2 separate regions of the Homo sapiens genome follow, and region 2 is linked to region 1. Evidence: chromatin contacts called from ENCODE Hi-C or POLR2A ChIA-PET data. All regions are on one chromosome and are shown on one strand. Each heading gives the region's core, a stretch centred on a gene start or an enhancer-like site at or near the end of the contact. The rest is flanking DNA. Distances are from core to core; before and after follow the strand shown. Region 1 has its middle 7.8 kb from the start of FOLR3. Region 2 overlaps CLPB (ClpB family mitochondrial disaggregase).

Region 1 (3,737 bases), core at 1,214-3,713:
ACTCTTTCTCTGCATGCCTGAAATGTTCTTCATTAATCCTCTGCAGCCTAGCACTTTGTGGCCACTTAGATCACAACCTACAATCCCCCCCTAAAATGACTTCTGACCACTCAAACTGACAAACCCACCCAGCTGATTTCTCATCACACTACTCTATGTCCTTGTGCAGATTTTTATCTACTGTGTTTGTTGTCAGCCTTTTCCCTAACAAAACATACTCTCCCGAAAGCAGGGTTGTGTCTGTGTCATTTTATGCTACATCCCCAGGGTCTGGGTCAGTGCCTGGCACCGAGAATGTGCTCAGTAAGTTAAGGAATCGCTGCATCCATTCTGTCAGTCAACAATTCCTTCTGAGCATCCAGTCCACTGGCCCATGCTGGTCTCAGCCAACAGAAAGGGAATTGAGTTCCTTGCAAGGTCTGGTGGGGACAGACAGTTCTGAGAACCAGTGACTCTTAGAACAAGGAGATGAGGCTTTCACAGAGGGAAGCACAGAGTGTGGTATTATTCTGCTGAAGCCCAAAGAGGTCAGGGAAGGATTCCAAAGGAGTAATGTTTGCCAAGCACAAAACAGCACAGGGAATGGCATTCCATGGACAGGTCTCAGCAAGTGCAAAGGCTTAGAGGTAATAGAAGTGCAAGCAGAATTCCAGGGTGGCTAAGAGAGGTTGTGTGGGGAATGGGCAGCAGTTAAGGCCAAAGAAGAAACACTGGATCTGCATTCCTTAGGACGGTGCCCTGTGGGCCCCTCACAGAGCTTCTCTCCTGCAACTGCTAGGTATAAGAAGGCAGGCTTAGAATCGGACTGAGATCAGTAGTTTCTGCAGCTGGGAAGATGAGTGAGGTGAGATTGCATGTGTGATAGGCTGGCACTCAGGGAAGACCTCAGGGTTCTCTCCTCCCCACTCTGAGGCCCCTCTCCTGCTTCCTGAAGCCCAGAGTCTCCACCTCTGTGAGCCAAACACCTTCCTGTTATCTGCCTGGTCCTAGGGTAGCCTTCGGGTTGGGGTTAGAAGGAATGCCAATGGTTAACCTTGTGGTATTAAGCTTCCAGCTCAGGCAGATACTCTCTGGACTGGTTCAAGCTGACTGCCTGACTGTCCCTCCCTGCTGGCCCTAGCACCCAGACTCCAGATAGGCACACCACCTCACCCTTCAGAGCAGGGCTCTGAGACTCCACAAGTGGTGAGGACTTACCAGAGGAACTGAACTTGACCTCCAACCCAACCTTCCATTTGCTGGTATTATTCTGAAGCCCTCATGGCCCAGGGGCCTGCCTCAGGTAGCAGGTCTCACTCCTGCAGTGGAGGGGCCATAAAGTTCAGTTCATGATCAGCCCCCAAGCCAGGGGCAGCGGATGACAGGGCAGGAGTTCCATCTAGAGGAGCTCCTGTGTTCAGGCGTTCCTAGACACCTGCCTGCCCTTCTCCCATCAGCACTGGGGTATAAAGAAGGAAAGAGGCCTGAGGTTTCCAGAGGCCTCTACCTGCTGAGGTCTTAAGAGGACTCAACCCTCTGGGAAATACAAATAAAATCCTCAACCCTCCAAACAACTGAATGGACACCTCTTGGCCAAAGAGACCCCGGAAAAACTTTAAAATCCAAGTTTCCTGGCCGTGATGATAGGTCACTCACACCTCAGCACACCTGCTTCCTCACGAACCGTTACCAGGCTTCTTTCCCAAGAGCTAAACAGAAACCAGCCCTGAAAACCAAGAACAGGAGACTCCTTCACTGATTTCAATTTCAACCAATTCCGAGACTCCCTTCCCTTTCCTGATTTTGACATGACAGCTGATCAGCTTACAAAACATTCCTGGCTGATCAATGACTCTCAACCATGGACCAGTTCTGGCTGGTTTACAGAGGCAGCACACAAAGTGCTTTGGGTCCTGTGTTTCACATTTTGACATACAGAGCCTAATTCAACTGCATTTTAATGTCTCCACCCCGAAGTGAATATGGGACATATTTAACATGTTTTATTGGTACACATGTGTGCAACTCTCATGAATATTCATAAATCCTCTTAAAACTTATTAAATATATATGTTTAGCCAACTGATTTAGTGTAAAACCCCTGTCCCTTCAATTCCTAGCTTGTAGGTTGCAACCCATCAAAAGAAATAAAGCTCTCTTTTCCAAATGTAAAGATCTTATGATTTTAAGCCAATATAATTGAAGACAAGAGTAGGATCCATGGAGCAGCCCAGGTTCCCCCAGCCTAAGTGAATGCACAGGTGCCAGGTGGAGCCATTGACAGCTCATTTGTCTCCCTGACAGCTTTGGGAGGAAGGTGGGTAAGCTCTCCCCGATCTAAGATCTCTCACTTTTGAATTGAGATCTCGAGGACTTCATTTTTTTACCCTGATCCCCTCCATCCGGACCCTGCAAGTGCCATCTTTGTTGGTCCCAGGTTTCTAGATGGGGAGGTTGGGGGCAGTTAAGCCTGACTCATCCGGCGCATCAGCCCATCAGGTTTGGTGAGGATGCTTGCCCTCTAGTGGCACACGAAGGAATGTCTTATGCTTTTCTGGGGAATCTAGATTCTAAGGAGACAGTCCCAGACCAGCTGCCATCAGGAACATGCATGTTTCAGAATTATGAGAAAAAGTCTTGTGAATATTTTGGATCCTGGAAAAAAGCTAACCTGGAACAATATAAAGATTTATAGGCCAAAATGGAGAACTTTTGGCAGAATGTCTGACATGCCTAAATTAGTTTATTTGCATGCACAATAGGGTTCAGGACCTCTCAGAAGCAATGGGAGGTCTTTTTTTTTTTTTTTTTTTTGAGACAGAGTCTCACTCTGTCATGGGGAGTGGAGTGGAGTGGCACGAACATGGCTCACTGCAGCCTCGACCTCCCAGGCTCAATCATCCTCCCACCTCTGCCTCTCAAGTAGCTGGGATTATAGGCATGCACCACCACACCCCACTAATTTCTTTATTTTCAATTTTTAATTTTTTATAGACCATGCTGGTCTCAAATTCCTGGACTCAAGGAATCCTCCCACGGGAGACCATTTTTCAGTGTTATTATGAGAGCTCTAAACACAGTTGGGAGTCTCAGATAACCTCCTTAAATGAGACTAATTCAAAACTGAAGGAGTCTAATTCAAAACTTGACCAGCATATTCAAACCTATCTGCCACTATTGGACAGGTAGCTGAAGACACTGCAAAAAGCCTTATAGCCCAACAAATTGAATTCCCTGGCTCAAGTAGTAATAGATAATTTAATTGCTTCAGATTTTCTTTTACCCAAACAAGGAAGAGTCTGTGCAGTGGCCCATAACACCTGTTGCACTTACATCAACACTTCAGGTGAAGTAGAAACTCATATAGGGTTGGGCACAGTGGCTCACACCTATAATCCCAGCACTTTGGGAGGCTGGGGAGGGAGGATTGCTTGAGCTCAGGAGTTTGAGACCAGCCTGAGCAACATGGTGAAACCCTATCTCTACAAAAACTGCAAAAATTAACCAGGCATGGTGGCACATGCCTGTAATCCCAGCTATTTGGGAGGCTGAGGCAAGAGGATCACTTGGGCCTGGGAGGCATAGGTTGCAGTTAGCCTAGATCACGCAATTGCATTCCAAACTGATAAAGCAAGACTCTGTCTCAAAAAAAAAAAAAGAAGAAAAACTCATACAGAAAGAATTTCCAAACAAGCTAAATGATTACAAGAAATAAAACTACTGATCCTATCAATGATCTGTTCAGTTGGCTTTCTACC
Region 2 (3,539 bases), core at 955-3,454, 270 kb after region 1:
CAGGGTCTTGGTGCTTCAACTCCATAGACAAGGCCTCTCCAGCAACTTCTGCATTTGCTACTTGAACTGAGCACCCTTCTCCAAGGCCTAGCTGGGGACCCTTCCGTGAGGAAGCTCTCCAGATGCTCTCACTCCCAGTGAGATGGCCCACTGAGCATTCTGTCATGCCTGGAGAACTCCAAGGGAGTGAGAGCAGTGAGGGAGGGGAGAGGCTGGCAGGTATGCAGTACCTACCACAAATGCCAAGTGTACTGTGGAATGTGTCTGCATGTTTCATAGCTGGCTATTTCCTATCACAGAAAACTTTAAAATTTCTGAACTTAAAGAATGATCTGCAGAGATTAATCAGTCCAAATCTTCCTTTTACACACACAGATAGGGAGGCTCAGAAAGCGTCCCCTTTGGAAAAGACTGATCTATATATGAGCCTGCCTCTGTCTGTCTCTTCCAGGCTGTGTGACTGTGGGCAGATCACACTACCCTCTCTGAACCTCAGTCATCTTACCCTATCAGCCTGTCAGCCCTACCTAACATGGGTGCTGAGATGACCAAAGGAAATAATGTTTGTGAGGGCACTTACATTTTCCAAATCTTAGTTGCTATTATTACACTTGTTCTGTTTGTTGAGGCACACAGTGGAGGAGCTGAATCACAACCTCAGTGAATACTTGCTGGATCAACTGAATAAAGTGCAACACTGGGTGATCATTCTTTGTCCCATCTCTCTTACAGAAACTTGGCCCACATTAAAGTGCTCAGATTATTTTTTAACTTTTTATTTTGAAATAATTTCAAACTTATAGAACAGTTACAAAAATCACACACACACACACACACCCCTTCAAACAGCCTTCATGCCAGGTGCGGTGGCTCAGGCCTGTAATCCCAGCACTTTGGGAGGCCAAGGCAGGCGAGTCACCTGAGGTCGGGAGTTCGAGACCAGCCTGACCAACATGGAGAAACCCCGTCTCTACTAAAAAATACAAAATTAGCCGGGCATGGTGGCACATGCCTGTAATCCCAGCTACTCGGGAGGCTGAGGCAGGAGAATCGCTTGAACCCTGGAGGCGGAGGCTGCAGTGAGCCGAGATCGTGCTATTGCACTCCAGCCTGGGCAACCAAAGCGAAAATCCGTCTCGAAAAAAAAAAACAAAGACAAAAAAACAAATAAATAAATAGCCTTCACTCATATCCTGTTTACATTTTGTTTCATTTGCTTTTCTATTCCTTTTCTATTTTTTTTTGCTGGACCATGTGAGAACTAATTTCAGATACTATGCCCCTTTACCTCCAAATACTTCATCGAGCATATACCAGATACATTGGTACATGCATCTCGTACCTAGTACCAGAGCATTCTCTTACAGAACCACTAACTAATGATGATAAAATTCAGAACATTTAACATTGATATACTATTTTTATCTGATATACAGCCCACATTCAAATTTCTTCAATTATCCCAATATTCATTATAGCAATCTCCCCCTGTGATCCAGATGAAAGCCAGGATCAATATCAGGACCAAACACTGCATATGTTTCAATTTCATCTAGGATAGTTCTTCAACCTTTCTTTGATTTTCATGATATTGACATTTTTTGCAGAGTAAGGCTAGTTTGTTTGTAGAATACCCTTCAATGTGGATAACAATTTTTGAGGTACTACTTATTATGCATCCATTCGTTCCATAAACTCTTCCTGAGGACTGGTTATTACAGGACTCTGAGCAGGGCACTCAGGGTACTGTGATGAATTCTGTGGTATCCTTGCCTTCAAAGCATTCACTGGACAGCTACACACTGGGCAAACAGCTAAAATACAAGCAAGGACCCTAGAGGAAGGTGCCATGAGAGTACAGGTCAGAGCAAGAGAGCCACAGGGATGACTTCCTAGAGGCAGAGTGTGCCAGAAAGGATGGGCCAGAAGCACAGATTCCCAGAGTGACCTTCTGGGATCCTCTATAGCAAACATCTTTGCTTCCCCAGGCAGTGTGTGCCAAGGCTGAGACTGAATAAAACACGGAAGTCCAACAATACAAGGCCATAAACAGGAGGGAGTGGCCCAAAGCACCTTCATCTGGGTACCCCTGCCCAGAGCTATTAATATATGCATTTCCCAGAGAGTCAGCAGCTGTGGTGGTGAGAAGGAAAGGCCTGTGCAGGACCTGAGGTGTGGGAAAGGGTCATAGGCGCCACCTACTGGCCCCACAGCAGGCCTCCTGGCTGGCTGCCAGGAAACCTGTCACACTACAGCAGTGAGACACAAAAGTGGTTCAAATTTCTCAAACAGTGAAACAGTGTTGGTACTTGAGCCACCTTCTGTGAAGTTCAGGAATCTCACAAAATTTCCAGTAAAGAAGAGACAATGAAAAGCCAACCATAAAACCTGGCCTCCTCGGGCAAAGGTGTGGCCTTCACTCACTCAACAAAACTGAAGTAACATCTCCAAGCTAGCCTCTGTGTTGGGCATTGACAGACACCGAAGTCAATCAGACATGAATCTTGCCTACAAGGAGCTCTTATTCTGAGCTGGAGGAGGGAAAATGAAACAAGCGCACAAATAAGTGCACTAAGTATCACAGGTGCTCAGAGATGTTTACACAGGCTCAGGGAGCACAACTCACCGCCTTGCAAAGCTCTTGAATGATGGAGTTCAAAAGAGCTCACATTTCTTGAGCTGCCTACTACGCAACAGATACTTGACATTTATGATCTCATTTGATCCTCTGAAAGAAGCCCAAGTCTTACAGAGGGTAAATGACTGATTAAGATTACAAGGCCAGGCTGGGAACGGTGGTTCACGCCTGTAATCCCAGTACTTTGAGAGGCCGAGGTGGGTGGATCACAAGGTCAGAGGTTGAAGACCAGCCTGACCAACATGGTGAAACCCTATCTCTACTAAAAATACAAAAATTAGCCAGGCATGGTGGCAGGCACCTGTAATCCCAGCTACTCAGGAGGCTGAGGCAGGAGAATCACTTGAACCCGGGAGGCGTGGGTTGCAGTAAGCCAAGATCGCACCACTGCACTCCAGCCTGGCGACAGAGTGAGACTCCGTCTCAAAAAAAAAGAAAAAGAAAGATTACAAGGCCAATAAGTAGCAGCCGGGGATGAAGCCCAAGCTCTATGGAGCCACACTGCCTTCCAGGGCTCATATGCCCAATTCTTCCCTTCTTTCCCAGATTTAGCATGCGTCAGCACACCATAGTTGTCTGATGGGACCAATCAGCTGACAGAAAATAAGGAAAAGCCTCAAGTGGAAAGGAGTTTACTTGAGGGGTGAAGATACTTTCTGTTTAGTCCTGAAGCTTCCTAGAACCTTCTCTCTTGGAAGTTCTAGTTCCTTCTAGTCGCATGCTGAGAACATTCCAAGCCTATCCTTTCTTCTTTCTGGTAGTCTCCATACCACCACCACTACTTTCACATAGTACATATTCACATTTCAAATATTACAAATTCACAAGCAAATACAAAGCCTTAAAGTGTCCTTACCTTTAGGTTAAAACAAGCTCTGCAAACAAATCCAATCAAAGGGTT

Evidence for each region. Hi-C counts contacts between places; a loop is a spot of excess contacts on that map. ChIA-PET counts read pairs that join two places held with the same protein, here RNA polymerase II (POLR2A). Pooled maps may share reads with other maps.
Region 2: a map of endothelial cell of umbilical vein shows a loop between it and region 1 (3-fold over the local background). The contact joins two enhancer-like sites. A Hi-C loop is called at or near these places in 2 of 168 maps with a recorded cell type or tissue (endothelial cell of umbilical vein and vagina), 1 of 37 single-sample maps with no recorded cell type and 11 of 50 pooled maps. POLR2A ChIA-PET finds 5 or more read pairs at or near these places in 2 of 52 experiments (AG04450 and activated CD4-positive, alpha-beta T cell).

What each region holds. Positions count from the first base shown.
Region 1 is chr11:72,141,693-72,145,429 of GRCh38, forward strand. No RefSeq gene overlaps it. Among named protein-coding and RNA genes, the nearest start is that of FOLR3, 7.8 kb to the left of the region's middle. RefSeq lists a silencer at 764-964. Within about 2 kb of position 2,464, at least 5 of the 41 ENCODE cell types and tissues checked have a DNase peak (open chromatin) inside an H3K27ac peak, as active enhancers do.
Region 2 is chr11:72,412,152-72,415,690 of GRCh38, forward strand. All of the region lies in intron 2 of CLPB (ClpB family mitochondrial disaggregase), which reads right to left. Among named protein-coding and RNA genes, the nearest start is that of CLPB, 21 kb to the right of the region's middle. RefSeq lists enhancers at 1,915-1,964, 2,015-2,124. Within about 2 kb of position 2,205, at least 9 of the 41 ENCODE cell types and tissues checked have a DNase peak (open chromatin) inside an H3K27ac peak, as active enhancers do.